Regions from separate parts of the Homo sapiens genome. Here regions 1 and 2 are each linked to region 3. The links are chromatin loops, found by intact Hi-C in ENCODE. Cell type or tissue: endothelial cell of umbilical vein. All regions are shown on one strand. Region 1 overlaps DOCK4 (dedicator of cytokinesis 4). Region 2 has its middle 36 kb from the start of IFRD1. Region 3 overlaps DOCK4 (dedicator of cytokinesis 4).

Region 1 (2,500 bases), 170 kb before region 3:
TTTATATGGCAGCCCAAGCAGAAGGGTTAAAGACATTTTAGGGATTGTAGGAAGAGGGATATAAAAAAAGTAGAAGCAGGATCCTCAACCTCAGTGTAATCAATGTAGTTAGTGTTGGCTCTCTCTGTGATTTGAGATCTGACTCTGCAGGCCCACCTCTGGAGGCACAGACTTAATTGAGCTAGAATTTTTTTTTTTTTTTTTTAAGGCATGGTCTGGCTCTGTCGCTCAGGCTGGAATGCAGTGGTGTGATCATGGCTCACTGCAGCCTTGATCTCTCAGGCTGAAGTGATCCTCCTGCCTCAGCCTTCTCAGTAGTTGGGACTATAGGCATGCACCACCACACCTGGCTATTTTTATTTTCATTTTTTGTAGAAACAGGGTCTCACTATTTTGCTCAGGCTGGTCTTGAACTCCTGGGCTCAAGTGATCCTCCTGCCTTAGCCTCTCAAAGTGCTAGGATTACAAGTATAAACGACTGCACCCATTTGAGTTAGATTTTTTGATGGTAGATATCGACTAGTAACTCCAGGTATCTGTTTATTTGAATAATGGCATTTTTGCAAAGTTGCTCACATTGTCTTGAGTTGTCACATCACTTTGGGTGCCTTCAAAGCAACCAAAAGAGGTAGAGTCTTCAGATGCTTCATTTCTTTTTGCTACAGTTTTTTATAAAAACCTAGGGTGACAGGTTTAATCATATAGGTTAGCATTTTTAAAAAGTAGATGGAAGTTTTATTATATGAAACTTTGGTTGGGGCATTGGGTTAGGAGTACTTTGTTTTTGAAAGTCCTGGCTGTTGAATATCAGGTCCCTGAAGAGAATGAAGCAATATTTGGAGGAATTTCTTTTCTTTTTCTACTATCCTTAAGTATGTGTTTCCTGAGAGTAGCTAGTACCTTCCTCTAAAGATTTACTTGTTGCATTTTTTTTTCTTAGTGACAAGCATAAGGGCATATTTTACGACATGTTGGTAGAAAAACTTCTGTTGGATGATTATTTATGGTATATGCCTATGATGTATAAGGCAATATGCTAGCTTGATAAGCATCCAAAGAGATATAGAACTGGATGACTGGACAAGTGAAGGAGCTAGAAATGTTTCATAGTTTTATCTCATTTACTTTGAACAACATTTCTTCAAGATAGATGTTACCCTGATTTTGTTTTTAAATACACAGTAAGGGAGTACATAAAGTATCACAGATAAATCAGTGTGAAAGTTAAGACAGATATTTCCCCTTCAAGCTTTAAAATGAAGATAAGGACTTGGGATGGTGATGATATTATTCACTTGTGCACCTGAAGAAACAGCCCTGAGGAGGAAAGAGTGTCTCATATCCTGGAAGACTCAGAACTTCTACAAAAGAATAGAAGTTTCATATTGAGATACTTCCCATAGGAGTGAGTCACCGGCTGCTAAGATCGCCCAAGATAAACAGCTGAGTGGAATCACATTTTAAATATCTGGAAAACCTTCTTCCTCTTCCTTTTGGGTAATTTCCACCTCCTCCCCCTCCCCTCCCCCTTGTCCCCTCTTATTCCTGTCACCTGACCGATGTTAAGTATCTTGGAAAATGGTTTATCTTTTTTTGTGTGTGATTCCTTCTAAGACTGGGCAGAGGAAGAAAGATGGATTTAGGATCGATTCTTCTCCTTCAAGAGATTTTGGGAAGGATAAATAGAAACTATAGTATATAATTATATATAAATGCACACTATATATATACACACACACAAGCACAAACACTGTATATATACTATATTTAAATTATACTATGTTTAAGTTATATACTATATAATATATAATATTTAAGTATACTTATATATAATTATAATATATATTATATAAGTATATATAGTATGTAATGTTATATAGTATATAATTTAAACATATCCATATTTAAATTACAGAAAAATAAGAGTGGGCAGGCAGAGGAAAACCCAGCTTTAGGATGAATGCTTACCAAGGGCTGGGCCTGTGTGATTGGCCCTGTGCACATACTCCAGCCTTACAGCAGACCTAGAGAGGGCCAGTAATTTGTTGCAGGGGACCCACCTGTGAAGGGCTGAGATTCAGGCACTCATCTGTCCCAGCCTGAAGCATGTGGTCCCTTCATGGTATCACACCTTTGTACATACGACTTAGGGCCAGAATCTGGAGGCACAGCCCCAGGCTTTGGGGTTCTATGGGCAGTGCTGAAGAAATTGCTCACTATACTTTATTTTTTAAATAAGATACTAGTGTTAATACCAGTATTATGTGAAATAAGTCCCCACGTTGTCTTTTTACTCTAGCATTGGTCTGTGGTAGTGATGGTCAGTCAGTATGCTGACTGCTGGTGGGTGGGGGTGTGGGGCACAGTGGTGACAGAGGAGCCACTAGGTGCCTCAGGAGATGGGGATGGGTACTAGAGGGGTGGGGAGAAATAGGGAAATGGGAGCCAAGGACCAAACAGTGCTGAGTGACGTGAAGGGAATAAATGTGTGCGTCTTTGA
Region 2 (2,500 bases), 390 kb before region 3:
TTCCCATATGATAATAACGCCAGCCACCCAAATTCAAATCTCTCCATACACCTTCTCTCTGCACAAAAAAAGTACAGTTCAACAAAGAGAGCCAATAAATAAATAAATAAATAAATAAATAACATGTATCTTCAGAATAACTGGGAGACAAAGTAATTGAAAAAGATTTCAATTTAGATGTAAATGGAGGAGGAGGCATTCAAGAGCAGGAGTTGCTCCACAGCCTACCCCAGAACAACACCAGTCTTGTGAGTATTACATGAGGGAGAGGAGAGAGCAGTGGGAGAACCTCAAGAATGTCAGCTGGGGTTCACCCCCCGCAGGAGAGGGGAGAACACAGGTCTCAGATCGTGTGTTGCTTCACCCTTTTCTGCATGGCCCACTGGGGAAGGGCTGAACTTCCCCAAGCATGTGTGCTCTACTTTGCCCCATGTCCCTCTACTGCAGAGGGACTAGGGGATGCCTGTGAATGCCACGGTTACAGCAGGCACCAGGGGCCCTTCAGCAGCCCATGAAGGTCTGGGAGAGGTGTAGGGGCCTAGTTTCCATGGCCGAGGGCTCTTTGGGATCCAGTTGATGGGGTTGAATGAAAGCCTAGAGAGATGACAGTCACACTGGGGAAACAAGACAAACAACAAGCAACTAATAAGCAAGACAGATTGTTACATCTTATGTTTACTCACTGGCATGATAATTTACTTAATTATGTAGCAGAGACAATTCAGGAATGCTATAAGATATAATAAGTTGCTAATCATAGGATGCAAGGGGTAAATACAAAAGATGCTTGAGAACAGACAGATGTTATAAACTAGAGTCACCAGGTCATGGATATCTTGATGAGAAGCAGGGGATCTAAAGCTAGATTTTTATCTCTGGCATAAAAGTTGTTGAGGAGGCATTTGCCAAATGGACCCAAAAACGAGCAGGATGGAGGATGTATATCTGTGACCCACGGGGTGTGTCTGATTGGCATGTTCTAAGAAAGATCTCAATTTAGCCAGCAGAGGGCAAGAGAACACAGAAACCATTCCAAGATTTATGACCTGAAGATTGTTTGGAATAGAAGGATTGTGTAGGTGTCTAAGCAAAAACAAATCACAAAAACAGTTACGAATCTGGCTCTTTTGAAACAATATATTTTAAAACTACATATCTAAAGAAGAGATTGACTACTGTTGGCACTGCAATAAATTCATGCCTTTTTATAAAAAGTCAGAATTTATTTAAACAGTGCATGCCTTTATAGATCCATAAGTGCTTGACAAAATATGGGAACCTCTTTGGAATATTTAACCTAGTATTTTAAGAAACATTTTTATTTGAAGATCCCAGATAAACTGAAACATTTATAAACACACATAGCAGTGATTTATTTTCTAAACCTCAGAAATAGGCTTTTTAAAAGAATGAGAGTCTATCATAAAGGTAGCATGTTATGACATTTGTTAAATAGATGAATTATTCAAAACAAACATATATGTAGTCTATCAAGTAAGAAAGAGTGAAAGAAGCACCTGCCCTTTCCCATAGATATAGGGCAAATGCAGGGTTAGACGTCAGCAAAACCCAGAGGCCAGTGGCCATGTGTCTGCTCCCTCCGATGTCCATCAGCTCCTCCTTTTATGCCGTGCCCCACACCCCCACCTCCATTGCTAAAAGCATGCCAACTATTCAAATAAACTTTCAAGCCCACAGACTCCAGACCCAGGTAGAGAAATGGCAGCAGGCTTCCATCGGGCATTCTAAATGTGCTGTTCACACACTTAATCTGGGTTGACAACAAGATTAAAAAAATCCCCTGGACTGGAAGCCTGGAAACCTGGATTATGGACATTATCCAGTAAACTATTGAAACTTTCTGGTCCACAGTTTTTGGCTTTTCTTTTAAATCTACAAAATAAAGGTGTGAGGTTGGATGATCTCAAAGATTTCTACAAACTCATAGGTCCTAAAATTCTATTTATTTTATCCCCAGTTTGCAGTTAGTTCTCCATCTCAGCTAACATGGGAGCTGATAAGAGTGTAGGATGCTGGTCTCCATTCAAGAAAACACATAATTTAAGAAAGAAATCTTGAACACTCTAGGAATAAGCTTCACAAATAGAATTTCAGACTGAAAGCGGATAATAAATTTATTTTATTTATTTTATACGCTAGATGAGAATGGTGATACCCTTCAAACCACACATTTAAAGCCCAACTTCAATTGTGAATACAGGCTGCTTTTACACACCCCCAGGCTTTACTGAACTATACTCCTTAGGGCTCTTAGGGCACTGTGCAATCGAAGTGGCAATCAAGAAGGCAGCAATTAATAGAAGGTAGGATGGCCAAATTCTAATACTCCTCCAGGCAGCAGCATGGAGAAGCATTACCTCCTACTCAGACTTTCGACCATCTGTAGCAGCTGGAACGCATTCAGCTCTAACTAACAGAACATTCAAGTGCAGAGGCTTAAACCTTAAGAAACAAGAAGTTCAGAGCTAGGCTCTTCCAG
Region 3 (2,500 bases):
TTTACTGGGATGGAAGGCTAACAGTAGAGCAGATTTTGGATTGTGGGTTGAGTAGGGTGGGAAAGAGAGTTCAGGAGTTCGGTTTCATAGAGGTATTAAATAAGAAGTTGAATATACTAAGTATACTAATCTGGTGTTCAAGGGAAAAGCTCCAACTAGAAATATCAATTTGGGAGTCTCAGCGTTTAGATGATATTTAAAGCCAGGAGGCTGAGACAGGCCCCGTGTGATGCTTGAATTATCCAGTATAATCATTACATTTTTAAGGCACATTGATTATTTTTATGAAGTCATTTTATGTGAAAATTGAAAGCATTGCATCCTTGTATCTCCTCAAAGATACATATATAAATAGTCTTTCTTGAAAAACAAGTCGAGATGAAAAACAGAATTCACGTATACATGATAAACATTTTCTTGCCACGGAAAGCCGTGAACAAAGCAGTTTAGGAAGGACACGCATTGAACAGCATTTATGACTGATAAGGAAAAGAGACATGTTTCTGTACTGCGTCACTTAGTCTGCTGGCTGGCAGTAATGTGAAATATCAAAGTTTTATTTTATTTTTTTAATGACATGAAAAGAGCTAGAATATAGATTAAAGAGTAAGTCTGTTTTTGAGAGTAATTTTTGTTAATTTCTTAAAGACATACAATTAATTGATAAGTTGAGGATTTTCTTTATGGATTTTCAAGTTGCAGAAATAATGCTGCACAAGGTATGCACCCCCTTTCAGGGATGGAGCACAAAATGCCTGTCTGCCTATTTCTCTTTCATTAGTATTCTAGTGGTTGGATTCCAAGGACAGAGTTTTTAAAAACAAACAAAAGCCCTTCAATATTACTGATTTAAAAAATAGTAGAAAGGCTAATAACCTAAAATCTCTGGTCTCTGATCCGGAAGGCATGATGTCATCTAATGTTGTGCTTTCTTCCTGAGCTTTTGCTCCGTGAGAAGCAAAGGATGTGTTTTTATAATGGGAAGTGTAACTGTGCTCTGTCACCCTGTCTGGCTGCCTTGGATGCTCTTTACAACTTGAATAGGAGTAAACACCAAATCTTAAGGGGGAAACAGAGGCTTTTGCCAAAGCTCTCTGCATTAACTCAGCACCAAACTCAGGTACATCTCACAGCTTCAATGCTTCTCCCTACACATGCTTCCCTCAGCTTTGTAGAGCAACTCTGGAAATCATTCATGAAGGATACGTAGAAAAGGCTTCTCAGCTGGACACGGTGCCTCACACTTGTAATCCCAGCACTTTAGGAGGCCAAGGTGGGCAAATCATGTGGGTCAGGAGTTCAAGACCAGCCTGGCCAGCATGGTGAAACGCCATTGTCTACTAAAAATACAAAAATTAGCTGGGCGTGGTGGCGGGCACCTGTAATCCCAGCTACTCGGGAGGCAAAGGCAGGAGAATCGCTGAAAAACCGCTTGAACCTTGGAGGTGGAAGTTGCAGTGAGCCGAGACCACGCCACTGCACTCCAGCATGGGCAACAGAGTGAGACTCCATCTCAAAAACAAAAAAAGAAGAAAAGGCTCCTCTTTGATTGAAGTGGTACTTGAATTCTGGGGGCAATTTACAGGCCTTTCACTTCCTTAGCAGGAAATTGCAGCCCGGGAACCAGAGTTTGGATATTAAGAAAATAAGCATTTCATCAGGGAAACATTTACTGATGCTAACTACTTGCCAGGTGATTATAGGAGTAGTCAAAGAAATGGTCAACATTGACAGCTCACATGCCTTTGCTGCCCAGGTGTGCTCATCACTGTGCTGAACACCATCCATGTTCTCCATGGGACTCATTCCATTCCCACAGAACCCTGTGAGGCAAATACTGTTATTACCCAAATTTTACAGTCTGAGGAAACTGAAGCACAGCACGGTTAATAGCTGGCTGGGCTCACGTCGTTAATAAGTAGCAGGAATGGGATTTGAACCCACCTATGCAGAAGCCTGAGCCATGCTCCTCACCGCTACTCTGTGCCTGCTTCCCTCTCAAGGAGCAGTAATTACAGCTGGGACAGCCATCAGCTGGTCAGGGGCGGAACCCTCTCCTGTACCACCACCGAGCTTTGTGACCTTTGGCAAATTGCTTCTCTTGTCTGGCCCCAGCTTTCCTCATCTATAAAATACAGATAAGAATACCTACTGCAGAGAGTTGCTGTGAGGAGTACTTGTACTATATTTGTGGATACTTCTGGCTCAGTACATAGAGTGGTATCCAGTCTGCGGTAGATGTTTAGTAAACATTGAGTGAGTGATTATACCGCGCTAAACACATACCACAGCATTTCCTAGGGGGAACTGAATAGAGACAGAGGAGATTGCATGTGAAGGGGAAAAGGTAAACCTTTCTGTTCTAGGTGTTTTTCACACTGTCATGACATAGAATATAGTACCAAGTTAATGTCCCTGCTCATGGTTAGTGGTCTTTTGCAGTTTACAATTTTGACATTAATCGGAAGCATAAATAATCATATGCATATTTTTTCAACAT

What was found. A loop is a pair of places that touch in the nucleus more often than their neighbours do. Peaks named below come from ENCODE experiments on the same cell type or tissue, not always from the same donor. Only the 100,000 strongest peaks of a DNase experiment are listed, where the experiment ranks them.
Region 1: it touches region 3 in a loop (4-fold over the local background); 1 of 110 quality-filtered maps calls a loop at or near these places.
Region 2: it touches region 3 in a loop (2.4-fold over the local background); 1 of 110 quality-filtered maps calls a loop at or near these places.

The regions. Positions count from the first base shown.
Region 1 is chr7:112,191,304-112,193,803 of GRCh38, reverse strand. All of the region lies in intron 1 of DOCK4 (dedicator of cytokinesis 4), which reads left to right. Among named protein-coding and RNA genes, the nearest start is that of DOCK4, 14 kb to the left of the region's middle. In endothelial cell of umbilical vein, no CTCF peak of the experiment used is centred here; a DNase peak (open chromatin) is centred at 1,323; H3K27ac peaks cover 2,356 bases.
Region 2 is chr7:112,413,584-112,416,083 of GRCh38, reverse strand. No RefSeq gene overlaps it. Among named protein-coding and RNA genes, the nearest start is that of IFRD1, 36 kb to the left of the region's middle. RefSeq lists enhancers at 1-452, 453-954. In endothelial cell of umbilical vein, a CTCF peak has its summit at 990 (motif pointing right); a DNase peak (open chromatin) is centred at 1,013.
Region 3 is chr7:112,021,950-112,024,449 of GRCh38, reverse strand. The region is part of intron 1 of DOCK4 (dedicator of cytokinesis 4); the gene reads left to right. Among named protein-coding and RNA genes, the nearest start is that of DOCK4, 180 kb to the left of the region's middle. In endothelial cell of umbilical vein, no CTCF peak of the experiment used is centred here; DNase peaks (open chromatin) are centred at 429 and 959; H3K27ac peaks cover 2,208 bases.